Regions from separate parts of the Homo sapiens genome. Here region 1 is linked to region 2. Evidence: chromatin contacts called from ENCODE Hi-C or POLR2A ChIA-PET data. All regions are on one chromosome and are shown on one strand. The core of a region is the stretch at or near the end of the contact, and the rest is flanking DNA. Distances in the headings are between cores, read along the strand shown. Region 1 overlaps TECTB (tectorin beta). Region 2 has its middle 21 kb from the start of TECTB.

Region 1 (6,469 bases), core at 3,148-5,647, 35 kb after region 2:
GCGTGGTGGCAGGCACCTGTAGTCGCAGCTACTCGGGATGCTGAGGCAGAAGAATGGCGTGAACCCGGGAGGCAGAGTTCACAATGAGCCGAGATCGCGCCACTGCACTCCAGCCTGGGTGACAGAGCAAGACTCCATCTCAAAAAAAAAAAAAAAGAAAGAAAGAAAGCTAATCCACAGAGCAGTTCAAGATTGTTACTAGGGTTGAATGAACTCAAGACTCAGAGAATGGAGAAATCAGCCTCCTTTGAGTAAGTCAAACAGAAACACTGCTGTTATTCCTAACAGCTCACCCAGCATGTCCTGATGAGAATGGCAGGGAAATATCCCACATGCCAGGCCAGTGATCAGAACCTGCTGTTACTGTGCTCACATCGTGGTGTTGACTCCTTGCTGCCCCACTGCACTCAGAGAGTAAGACCCAGTGTTTAGTTTTTGAGGTTTTTTGTTTTTTGTTTTTGACAGAGTCTCACTCTGTCACCCAGGCTGGAGTGCAATGGTGTAATCTTGGCTCATGGCAACCTCCACCTCCCAGGTTCAAGAGATCTTCCTGCCTCAGCCTCCAGAGTAGCTGGGATTACAGGGACTACAGATGCCTGCCACCACACCCAGCTAATTTTTGTATTTTTAACAGGGACAGGGTTTCGTCATGTTGGCCAGGCTAGTCTCGAACTTGTGGCCTCAAGTGATCTGCCTGCCTCAGCCTCCCAAAGCGCTGAGACTACAAGTGTGAGCCACAGCGCCCAGCCAGCCCCAGTCTTCTTGATCAGCCCCCACAACTTATCTAACCTCACCCCCACCCCGCTCCCCACTCTCCACCCTCCTGCCTCACTTACTTGCTCCAGCCACACTGGCCTCCTTGCTGTGCTGCCAGCCACAGTCCTGCCCCAGGGCCTTTATCCTGACTCAAGCATTCTTCCCTGGATAGCTACATGGCCCCCCTCCTCACTTCCTCCAAATCTTGCTCAAATGTCACATCCTCAGTGAGGCCTCCCCAACCACTGTATTTAAAACTGCAACCTGCCCTTCCTCACACTCCTGATCTTCCTTATCCCACTCTGCATGTTTTATAGCTTTTCTAGATAATGTCCTATGGTCTATAGTTACATATTATATCATTTACTTACTTACTGTTTGTCTCCCCTGCTAGAATATGCCAGATCATTGAAGGCAGATATCTTTGCTTTGTTCGCTAACAAAATCCTGACAGAGTCCATCGTCAGTGCCCAACACATAGTAGTTGATCAATACATTGTGGTAGTGGTTGTTATTGTTGTTGATGATTGTACTGGGAATCTGGGAATCTGATCCTACACTTCCCAACCCACGCTGAAATCTGCTCAGGCAAAAAGTAGCAACGAGTGAGGGCAGAGGCGGGTGTTGTATGTGCTCAGTCCCTGTGTCCTTGGGCGATTCAGTATAACACAGTGCCTTAATATCCCTGAATTTCACTTGTTTTCCATTAGTGAAATCTCATTGGCATAAATGAGACATACAGTGTGTGTCTCACTATAATGAGCAAATCTAGAATACGTGATTATATGATGTCCTCATCCCTTCTAAGATGGCATAGTGTCTTAAGACTTAGAATTTCTCTGGTCTTGGAGGATCACTCTATGGTCTCACCTGCTTATGTCTTTGGGTTGATTCTCATCCCCACCCCATCCCAATTCATCTGCTCCTGGTAGACCTAGCTGCTCAATCTGAGAGTTCATAATGCCCAGTGTCAATTTCCTTCCAAAGAATGCCAAGTTCTCCATCAAGAAAGAAGCTCCCTTTGTCCTGGAGGCATCCGAAATCGGTTCAGATCTGTTTGCAGGAGTGGAAGCCAAAGGGTTAAGCATTAGGTAAGTACATTTCCTCCAAGTTTATATGTTTAAATGCAAAGAAAAAAAAGACTAGCTGACATACTTTTTAATCATCAGATGTTTGTAGGCATAAGATTCTCTGTTTCAAAGTGATGCCATTTTGTTTTATTTCCAGGTTTAAAGTGGTCTTGAACAGCTGTTGGGCCACCCCCTCGGCTGACTTCATGTATCCCTTGCAGTGGCAGCTGATCAACAAGGGGTAGGTACACTATCTAGAGACAGGGCTGAACAGTGGAACCAGGCATTTATCGGGCTACTTTGCTCTGGCTTGGGAAAGCTTGGGAGGAAGAGGTGAAGCCTGCTGGAGTTACAGCAGTGACACCATCTGTGGTTCCAGGCAAAGAACAAATACTAAGAAACAGGACATAGTGCATTCTAGGGGCCAGATACTGTTCTGAGAGCTTTACCTTATATTAACTCCTTTAAGCCGTACAACAAGAAAGTTAGTTTTACTATCATCCCCATTTTACAGATGTGAATACTGAGGCACAAGAGAGGGTAAGGTCTCATATTAAATGTGTGTGTGCGCATGCGTGTGTGTGCATGTGTGTATGTGTGCAAGAGGAAGTGTGCAGGCTGAATTCAAATCCAATTAGTCTGACAACAGAACCACGGTGATGATGACTAAATTAAATAATCGATATCAAAAGCTTAGCAGATGGTACTTGCTAGATAGTCCAACCATTTTAAATAAGATCATTGTTTTTATTACTAATTAAGTAGATAACCGGGAGCTTTTACAATTTGGAGTAAAGCACTAAAGTAGTACTAGAAGTGCGCCCTAGAAAGGCAATGCTGGAAGTCATACACAGGATGGTTTAGAAACGTGCATGGAAGGGAGAAAAACCAGATTAGAGGCCCTGGCAGCTATTGTGCAAGGGTGATAAGACATGAACTGCTATTGTAGCCAAGTGAATGGAACAAGGTAATAAAAAGTAGGGAGATGCTTCTGCAGGAATGAGAAAATGTAGGAACTAATCAGATAGGAGGTGGAGGAAAGGACAGCGCAAGAAATCTGGGGAGTAATGGAAAAAGATGGCTTTGTGTTCTTAAATCTGTGGACTACAAAGCTGAGGAAGAGTGTCTGGATTTGGCTGTTGGAGAAGGAGGTTTTTGGATAAGGAAATATGGATTCTCGCTGAGTTCACTAACAGACATGTTAAGCTTCAAATGATGATTGTCCAGAAGTACTTAGAATTGTACTATTGGAAATTAGAGGAGAGACAGGGCTAGACAAGAGATGTGGACATCATACACATAATTAGCAGTAAACAAAGAAGAGATCATTCTCTAAACAAAGCATGTAACAGACCAATGTGCCTGTGTTATTCTCAGAACCCATCAGGCCAAGGAAAAATTAATGTCAAGGATAAACATAATTGGATAACAAAAGTGGAGCTATTTTGGACCTCTATTTTTATTTAGCAAACACTTATACAGCTCTTACAATATACCAAACATTGTTCTAGATAGGTGTTTTACAAATATTAATTTATCTAAATGTCATTAAACCCTCTCTAAAGTAGACAGTATAATAATCATTATTTTATAGAGGAGAAAACTGAGGCACAGGTCCAGAAATGTGCCCAAGATATGGAGCTAGTAAGGAGAAGGCCTGGGATTCAGACTCAGTCAGTGTTACCTCCTGAGTGGCCTGGACAGGACAGGCTGGCCGAGGCACACCTGTGCAGCCCAGCAAAGCCTCCTGTAGAGATGGCAGCTTAATCTGGGTGTTTACCTCACATCTGCCATTGAATGATTCAATTCATTCAGCCTCTGTTAGCAATGGTGCAATCAAATGACTCCAGGAATTCTGAAATAACGTATTGACCTGCAGGGACCAGAAATTGCTATCAGGCACTGGGAACCTCTCTCAGGCAATGGTCACACTAGGCAAAGGCTTCTGCTACCCCTGGAATCATCTCTCTGCAGGGAGTTCTAGTGCCGTTGTTCCCATCTGGCAGATGTGCAACATGGCTGAAAAAGGGATGCCTGTGGCTTTGGGTGGTCTGCACAATTGTCCTCAAGCTCTAGTGTACACACAAACTGTGTAGGGTGCCTATTACGTATGCAGGTGTACTGTAAACCTACCAGATCAGAAGGACTCTGGGGAAACCCACGGAATCTGCATTTCAACACAGCCAGATGTAAGACATCCCGACCCATTTCTACATTCTTCCTAGTTGACATGGCACCTCAAAGTTGGAGATACATGCACAAAGTTCAGTGCCAAAGGGGAGAATGGAAAAGTCCACTCCCACAATCTCCAGATGATTTTTGCTCACAACACTGGGCCCCTTTGGAAAAAAAAAACCCAGTTTGCAAAAGTTCCTGGAGAGATGGCAGGAGATATATCATAAGGAATTTCCCTGTACACATGGATGCCCCAAAAGCAGCATACTTATCTCAAAGAGCAATCTGACATGGGAAAGGAGGCTCATGCAGAGAGGGCATAAAAGCCTCCTGTGGGCTTCCACCATCTAGAGGCAGCTGCCACTGAAGTGTGGGTGCTGCAGCTGGTGCCAAGAAGCAGCAGTGCCAAGGCATCTAGATCTGCCTATTTTTTGCCTCCTCCCCACCCCCTGACAAAGCTCTGCTTACATTATTTTCCACTGGCTGACCATGCCTGGGGCACTCTGGCTGCAAAGAGCTATTTTAAGAACTCCCATCTTGAGTTCATACGAGGATCTCGTGTTTATTGACAAAATGATCCTACAGAAGTCTTGTTTCACAACTTGGAAAATGCCACAGTTTCATCACTGTTCAGAGCCCACCACACACAGACCCGGCTCTGACCCCTGGTCCAGATACAAAGGTACAGCATTCCCTCACTTCACTCCCTCACTCTCACACTTGACTTCCTTAGTGCCTGCCTTTAGCTTGGCCCCCCGTTGTCTGTTTCTGAGGGAAAAGGGGTGGGGTAGAGAACATCATGAAGGTTCCCTGGGGTAACTGGACCGCTCTCTGGCGTGTGTGCCGAGTTTACCATACAAGAAGAAAGATGCTTCAGAGTTGCATTAATCTGGGGCCTGCTATGGTGCTATTCAGTGGTCTGACGCTTTCGAAACATAGACCTTTTCCTGCAGAGCGACAGACCCTGCTACCCCGTGCTACCTGCAGATAACAAACCCCCACAATAGTGTGGGCTTCTCTGTACAGTCCCAAGAATGGTTGCGTCTGTTTCCAACACCTAGTTAAAGGAACGGCACTTAGGTCATCAGTCTTTGTTAAATGAAAAAGTATGTTTGCTGAAACTAGGGTTTCTCAATGTTGGCACCTTGACATTTGGGGTGGGACCATTCTCCACTGTGGGGGCTGTGCTGTGCACTGTAGGACGTTCAGCAGCAGCCCTGGTCTCCGCCCACTCACTAGATACCAGCAGCACTTCCCCCAGCCTGGACAATCACAGTGCCAAATGTCCCCTGGGGCACAAAGTGGACCAAGCGAGAACCACTAGCTTAAATAAATGCCCATCTGTGTCATTTTTTAAACTGAATTATTACCTTTGAGACGTTGGAATATCATACAAATATTGTATTCTCATTATAGAGAATTTGGAAGAATACATAAAAATACAAAGAAGAAAACCAAAAATGCCCATAATTTTATCCCTTTGTATCAGCCTGTGTTAACATTTAGACGGTATCCTTCAGTCATTATTTCTGTGCTTATATTAAAAATGTGACCACATTTTTACAAAAGTAACTATGTAGATATATATAATTTAAATAATATACCATAAATACAAATTTTCAATGCAAAACCTCACAGTTCACACACAGAAATGTGTTGGGTGTGACTTGAGCTTAGGCAGCTGTGGCAGCAGGGGCAATGCTGCACCTGGTGCCATTGTCCTTACTTTGTATGTCCCTCAAGGGCTGGACATATTCCAGTCCTCGGAGGGCCTTATCTCCTAGGGATTTTCTTTCTTTGGGACACAGGTGTAACTTACTAAAAGTGTGACTCTTATAAGTCACTCCCCTCCCATCGTACCTTGTCTATAGAATGAGGACAGTAATACCCATCTCCTAGCTCATCAACTTGACCTCACAGTTGTGAAGATCAAGTGAGGTGCTGCTAATCAAAATGCCTGGGAAGGTTAGAGGTCATATAACCACCTCGGGAGCCTTGTGTGTAAATCGCTCAGCAGCTCTTGCTGGAGTTCAAGGAGATGACAGTTCACTCTTCTTTCCCCATCTGCCTCAGCTGCCCCACGGATGAAACCGTCCTCGTGCATGAGAATGGGAGAGATCACAGGGCAACCTTCCAATTCAATGCTTTCCGGTTCCAGAACATCCCCAAACTCTCCAAGGTGTGGTTACACTGTGAGACGTTCATCTGCGACAGTGAGAAACTCTCCTGCCCAGTGGTGAGCTGCCTCTCTCCAGAAGGACAATGTTACCTAAAGGGTGCCAGTATTGGAGGAGCTGGAGTTTGAGTGGGGAGATCATAACCAGGCCAGGGCAGCTGTGTGCTGAGGACATCTGGAGGAAATGGCACTGAGTATAAGGGCAGATGCTCGTGAGGGCAGATGCTCAGGGCCCTATCTGCCCTGCCTCCAACAACCCACATGGTCTGGCATGTGTCGCCTAACCTGCTGG
Region 2 (6,708 bases), core at 684-3,183:
ATTATATAGTCTTAGAAAATGCTCATAATTTATTCAATGAAAAATGATACTATAAATCTGTGAACAGTTTGATCTAAGTTTTATACTGTGTGTGACTGTATAAATTGACTGATTATATAATTGCTTGTACAGGGGAAATTGATTCTATAGGGGAAAGAAAAAGAAAATACATCAAAATATTAATAGTGATTATTTCTGGGTGTGGGATTATTGGTGGTTATTTTATATTTTGCACTTTACAACATTTTTGTGATGAACTTATGTTATATTAATATTTATTACCAGAACAGTAAAAAGACTTTAGAAATTCTATCCATTCTTGAAAACCTTGTCAAAGGCCAAACCAGCAAAGCCTTTAATTATCCCTGATTGGGAACAAGAGGAACATCCCCTAGTGATTTGCTCCTCTCTGTGTTGCTTATGACATGCCTTGTATTGCAGTTATTTGTTTACCTTTCTTGTCACCCCACCTTTATGGTGAGTGCTTCAGGGTTGTGCTGTATTTGCCTTGAATGTAGAAAGCACACATTGCATATTTGTTAACTAAAGATGTATTGGATGATTTGTTGTGATATCACATTCAAAATATACCCCATATCAGACTACTTCTCCACCTCAGCTCTGGTCCCTGGTACCATGCTGACCTCATGTCTTATGACTTTTCCTAACTCACAGTCCAGCCATACTGGCCTCCTTGCTACTCTTCCATCTCCCCATACAGGCTCCTGTCTCTAATACTTTTTGCTTCTTGTTATCGCTGCCTGGAAGAACTCCTCCCCAGTCATTGGTGTGGCTTTGTACTCTCTAATCCTCCTTCAAGTCTTTGTTCAAACGTCTCCTTTACCTCCTAAAACACAACGGCAAAACTTCAAATAACCCAACTTAAAAATGGCCAAAGGACTTGAATAGACATTTCTTCAAAGACAACACACAAATGGCCAACAGGTATATAAAAAGAAGTTCGACATTGCTAAGCATCAGGTAAATGTAAATCAAAATGACAATGAGATATCACCTCACACCTATTTGGCTGTTCTTTAAAAACAAAAGATAAGTTGTGGTGAGGATATGGAGAAATGGGAACCTTTGTACACTGTTGGTGGGAATGGAAAATGGTATAGCGGCTATGGAAAACAGTATGGCGGTTCCTTGAAAAATTAAAAATAGAACTACCATATTATCCAGCAATCCCACTACTGGGTATATATCAAAGGAAATGAAATCAGTATGTCGAAAATAAATCTCCACTTCTGTGTTTATTGTAGCATTATTCACCATAGCCAAAATAAGGAAACAACCTAAATGTCTATCAATGGATGAATGAATAAAGCAAGTGTGGTTATACACACATAATGGAATATTATGAAGCCATAAAAAGAAGGAAATCCTGCCATATGCCAAAACATGGACGAACTGGAGGACATTATGCTAAGTGAAATAAGCCAGATACAGGACAAACACTACATGATTTCCCTTATATAATGTATCTAAACGTGTCAAACTCATAGAAACAGAGAGTAGAATGGTAGATGTCAGGGGCCGGAGGAGGAGCAATGGGGAGTTACTATTCAACAGGCATAAAGTTTTGGTTATACAAAATGAGGAAGCTCTGGAGGTCGGCTGCACAACCTTGTGTGTGTAGTTAACTTAGATTTTTGTTGATGGGATAGATCTCATGTTACCTGTTCTTACCACAGTTTTATATATATACATATATATGTCTCCCCTTCTCAGCGAGGCCTACCCTGAACCCCACTCTCCACTCCTAGAACTTCCTTTCTCCTTCTCTTGCTTTGCTTTTCCCCATAGTTCTTTTCACCACTATGTATTTCACTTATTTGTTGTGGTCCACCTCCCTCAGTTAGGAAGGTCTTCAACAGAGCCCTGCACAGAGAAAGAGCAGGCACTTGATAAATATGTGCTGAATCATTCATGTCTCATGCCACAGCCACTGCGCTTTACTCCTCTTGCTTGACTCTTAGGACATAGCTCCAGTTGCAAGTTTAACTTGAACTCTGAGGCCAGGCAGCTTCTTTCAAAACTAATAATGTTCAAGTGGCAAAGTTCAGTTGCAGCAAAGCATTAATTGCTCACGTGAACATCAAAGTTTCCAAAGCCTTGTGACCTTGCTTCCCTAAGACCCAGAAAGGGGAGTCCTGGACATCAAAGGAATCCATCAAGTGTTACCGACAATCATTCCAGCGATGCTGAAAGTCTAATGTTTTCAATGACCCCTGGCCTCTCACTTGAGCAATAAACCCAAAAGTGATTTTCCTCTTCAAATTTCCTTTCCCTAGTCAGACCAACAGGCACACACAGAAGCATGAAATAATGGTGCAATAGAACAGGGCTGGACTAAGAAGTCAGGGAGCTAACTTCTAATCTAGCCTTCTTCACTTCATATCTGTGAGTATGGGTGAGTCCCTTACTATCTGAGCCGCAATTTCCTCATTTTTTAAAAAAAGAATTCAATCTAGATCATCTCCATATACCCACTTTTCTTGCTCTGAAACATTAGTGTTCCATGAAATGCTAAGTCTCTGCAAAGAGGATGCTAGAACCATCCAGGGTTGCATTTCCTCAATTCCTCCATGTGAACCCTGTCGTTTTTCTTCATTTCTTTCCCCCGCATAAAACTACCTTCTGTCATATCGCAGGGCAATTCTAATTATGAGGTTCTTAAGAGGATCTCCTGAGCTTATTCCATCCCTAAACTGGAACAGGCATAAAGATCTGTTGGGGCTCTATGAGTATGAAATGCACTAATGTGTACAAACCATCTGTCTCAGTGCCGGCATATAGCAGGCTCCTGGTAAATATTCATTTTGTCCCTTTCACGTCCTTTTCAGGGTTCTATTCTGATGAGCCTAGGAAAAGAGAGAATGCATGAAACCATTAGCCCAGCCTCCATCTGATCACACTTGCCATCTTCATCTTCAGAAATGACAGCGCAACTGCGTTGCCTTGGTCCATACAATTCCACCAGGGCTTGGTCAGATCATCATGATGTCAACAGGCATTTTGTGGATCATTCCCAATGGCTTTATTTTTTGCAACATATATTCTCTCATTTAATCTTCACAACAGCCCTATTAAATAGCTATCGTATTCCATGCTACAGATGAGGAAATTGAGGAACACATGTTGCTGAGGGTTATCACAAGCTGGTAAGTGACGAGTTGGGCACTCAAAATTAGGTTTTCCAGTGCATAGCTCCTTCCTCCTTCCCAAAGCTGCAGAGTGAAATGGGTTTGAAGGGATGAGTCACTATCTGAAAATGTTGGGTCGACATGCGCCAAGTTGGAGGAGTTAACATTGGCCTGGTCCCTAACATATTTTTCCCTTAAGGGGTAATAATGAACAAACCTTAACCTGTTAAGCATCCGCATGCACACAGTATTACATCTGATTTCTAATTTTTCCAACAAGTCTGAAAGCGAGCTGAGCTCAAAGAGATTAAGGAACCAGCCTGAGAATACCCGGGCAGTAGCTGGTAGAGATGTGGGCCCTACCCAGGTTCCTCTGGCTCCGTGGTTCCCCCTCCCCACTCTGCAATTCTCTCTAGTAATGTCAATTGTTGGGCCCTAGGGGTGAGATTTTACCACCATACCATCTGAGTACCTACCCTGCACAGAATCCTGCTTACCCCATCTGAGTCTCTGGCACAGGAACCAACAGCACGAAGTTGGCCTCAGCTTCACCTCCCATCACCTGAGCACCACCCGAGCCCACCAGTTGCCCTCCCTGCTTCAAACGCATAAGATCCTCATGAGCTGCCCTGCTCACTAGGCCTTGAAATTGCCATATTTTGCATCACTTTCGATGCTTCCTTATGGACAAGGGATACCTCGAGGGCAGGGCTTATGTGGGGTATGTTTCTGTTTGCTCATGGCACCTAGTATAAAGCCTTTCTTATAAAATCCTGAGAATAAATGGATTTAAGCTCAATGCTTTGGGAATTGTGATGAAGCACCCTGTGCTTCATTAACATGTTTCTCCATCCTTGCGTGGAAGAGGCTATGAAATTTAAGGGTTGAGCAGCAAGAAACTAGGTTGTGAGCAACTTGAGAACAGGAACAATGTCTGATTCAAGGGCTAATGCTTAGGCCAAAAGCCCTTCCCTAGCGCTTAGGACCTCGATGAACAAACTTCAGCAAGTCCAATAACTCCCTAAAAATATATGTAAATGTTTTTGAGGATGTTCATTTCTACACTTGTCTGCCGCAAAAACCCAGAGCTTTCATTTGATTGTCAAAGTGTGTTAAGACTCACTGTCCAAGTACATAGTAGATGCATACTCATACATCCAACATATGCTGAATGAGCACTTCCTCAGAACCATTTGCTCTATGGATTGATGAAGGAAGGAAAAGAAGTGTGCAAGGTGCAGACTTTTAAAGTCAGATTCATTTATTTCACTGGTTTTAGTTAAAGCTTTTGAGATACTGTTAGGGGGTCAAGTCCTTCTTCCCAATTAGAGTCCCCCTTAAGTCATTTTAAAGGCCAAATTTTAAAAGCAGCAATATTACACAAGTTTCAGGCTAGAAACCGGGACACCTGAATTCTGATTCCAGAGTTATTACTGATTAGTCAGAGTGGCCTTAGGCAAGTCCCTGAAAGCAGGTGGTTTGTGACACTTCTCAACTTAAAGTCTGCCACAACCCAGTGACAGATGACTTTTCCATAGGAGAACAAATTTATTATTTTTTTAATGTATGGAAAAGTAAAATATAACCATAATTAATAAATGTTATGTTGACAACATGTTCTAGAAGATTCTTTATAATACCATACCCTCCATCCCTCTCTTCCCCTATATCTCTTACTCACCCATGCCTCCCCTTTCATTTCCAACCAAGAAAGCATGTGAGCAGGTGAGGAATAGTGATTCCTCCTAATTTAATTTAAAAGTGAATTGTTTGCAGACATGAGCACTTTGATGGTAGTGTGTTATAGACCCCGGGAACATTCCTCCCAGGACGTCGTGAGCATTTGGAGCTCAAGAAGGTGGAGAGATCCCTGGATTTAGAGTCAGAGCAATTATATAGCAAATCTCAGCTCTGCTTATTGGCTGTGTGACTTTGGGAAGTTAGATGACTTCTCTGTGCCTCTGTTTCATTACCTGAAAAATGGAGATGGCACCCATTATCTCACAGGGTTGTGAGGGTTAAACAAGGCATAGGGTGGAAAGGGCCAATTAGCACTGTGCCCAGCCCACAGATAATGAATTTCAGTGTTCTTCTCCTAATTACTCTCTCTGGACCTCAGGTTTCTGGTCATCAAGATGAAAAGGTTGAATTAGATCTACGTCGGCAGGCCCTATATTGGTTTCCCTCACCTCCTGACTCTAGAATGGATCCCAGCTACCATGGGGGTGAGGCTTTAGTAAGATGAAAAAAAAACAGAGGCTGGGCGGGGTTGCTCATGTCTGTAATCCCAGCACTTTGAGAGGCCAAGGAGGATGGATCACCGAGGCCAGGAGTTTGAGACCAGCCCGGCCAACATGGTGAAAACCCGTCTCTACTGAATACATACAAAAATAATTAGCCAGGCTTGGTAGTGTGCACCTGTAGTCCCAGCTACTCAGGAGACTGAGGCATGAGAATTGCTTGGACCGAGGTGGCAGAGGTTGCATTAAGTTGAGATCGTGCCACTGCACTCCACTCCAACCTGGGCAACAGAGCAAGACTCTGTCTCAAAAAAAAAAAAAAAGAAAAGAAAAGAAGAGACAGAAACCCTGTTAGCAAACAATACATCAAAGATTTGCTACTGAGTTAGCCAATATTATCGAGGGAAACTTCTTAGCAGATGCTTCTCTCTGAAGGACAGGAAAGGTCATCCTTCACCTCTGTAGCAACCACAAAGGAAAAACTGGAAGGAGTGGCCTGTCCTGGCCTTCTAGGCCCCACAGAGAGAATTAAGCAGTTAAAATCTTTGCTTCTCAAACTAAGAGACAGGTATCCTTGCAGGAATGCAGCAGGAGCTAGGGACACCCGAGGCATGAGAAAGCCAGCTTATCTTACTGAGACACTGTATTGTAATTTTTAAAATTATTTTTATTTTTTTGCAGTTTTTTAAAATGGCAATATAAAACTTTATATTTTGCTTTTATTTTTAAAAACACAGATATATTATGATAAAACTGTTTTTATAGATTTTTAAGACCAGGGTAGGGAGGGGGCCTAACCCATTCATATACTCTTATGAGGTAGAAAAGTTTAAGAAACACAGGCCAAGATGGTCCCTAACATCACGTGTGGTTGTATGTCTGTGCCAGCTCCAGGCCTGCCTCTCCAAACAAGACTATCGGAGCTTATCAAACACAAATAACTTAATTAAAATATAAAACTGGGGCAGAAATTTGAAGTTCACCTTGAAAAGAATTAGCTCAAACAGCAAGCAAGCCAGGAGCAGCTGAACAAACTAAGTGCTCCCTGGCCCAGGCTGCAGGATTGCATGGTCCTGGGGGAGCATTTCCACTTTGTGCCCAGGACAAAAGGCCTTCATGGACATCACATGGACTGAGGCAGGCGCCCTTGTGATGTTGCAGGCAGATAAGGAATAGGCCAATCATTCTTATGGTGTGTAAAAGGAAAACAAGAGCTATAAGAACTCCAGTGGACAGAAAGGTCACAAATCAACTAAACATCAAGAATGACGAAATTCTAATCATTTCTGGATACTGCCTACATGTTGAAAGCAATTCAT

What was found. A loop is a pair of places that touch in the nucleus more often than their neighbours do. ChIA-PET counts read pairs that join two places held with the same protein, here RNA polymerase II (POLR2A). Pooled maps may share reads with other maps.
Region 1: a map of HepG2 shows a loop between it and region 2 (7-fold over the local background). The contact joins two enhancer-like sites. A Hi-C loop is called at or near these places in 2 of 168 maps with a recorded cell type or tissue (Caco-2 and HepG2) and 1 of 50 pooled maps. POLR2A ChIA-PET finds 5 or more read pairs at or near these places in 4 of 52 experiments (A549, HepG2, activated CD4-positive, alpha-beta T cell and 1 more).

Annotation. Positions count from the first base shown.
Region 1 is chr10:112,291,995-112,298,463 of GRCh38, forward strand. It overlaps TECTB (tectorin beta), which reads left to right. Exons shown (of 11, transcript NM_058222.3): 6 at 1,744-1,847; 7 at 1,984-2,067; 8 at 6,075-6,237. Among named protein-coding and RNA genes, the nearest start is that of MIR6715A, 4.4 kb to the right of the region's middle. Within about 2 kb of position 4,398, at least 4 of the 41 ENCODE cell types and tissues checked have a DNase peak (open chromatin) inside an H3K27ac peak, as active enhancers do.
Region 2 is chr10:112,259,423-112,266,130 of GRCh38, forward strand. No RefSeq gene overlaps it. Among named protein-coding and RNA genes, the nearest start is that of TECTB, 21 kb to the right of the region's middle. Within about 2 kb of position 1,934, at least 3 of the 41 ENCODE cell types and tissues checked have a DNase peak (open chromatin) inside an H3K27ac peak, as active enhancers do.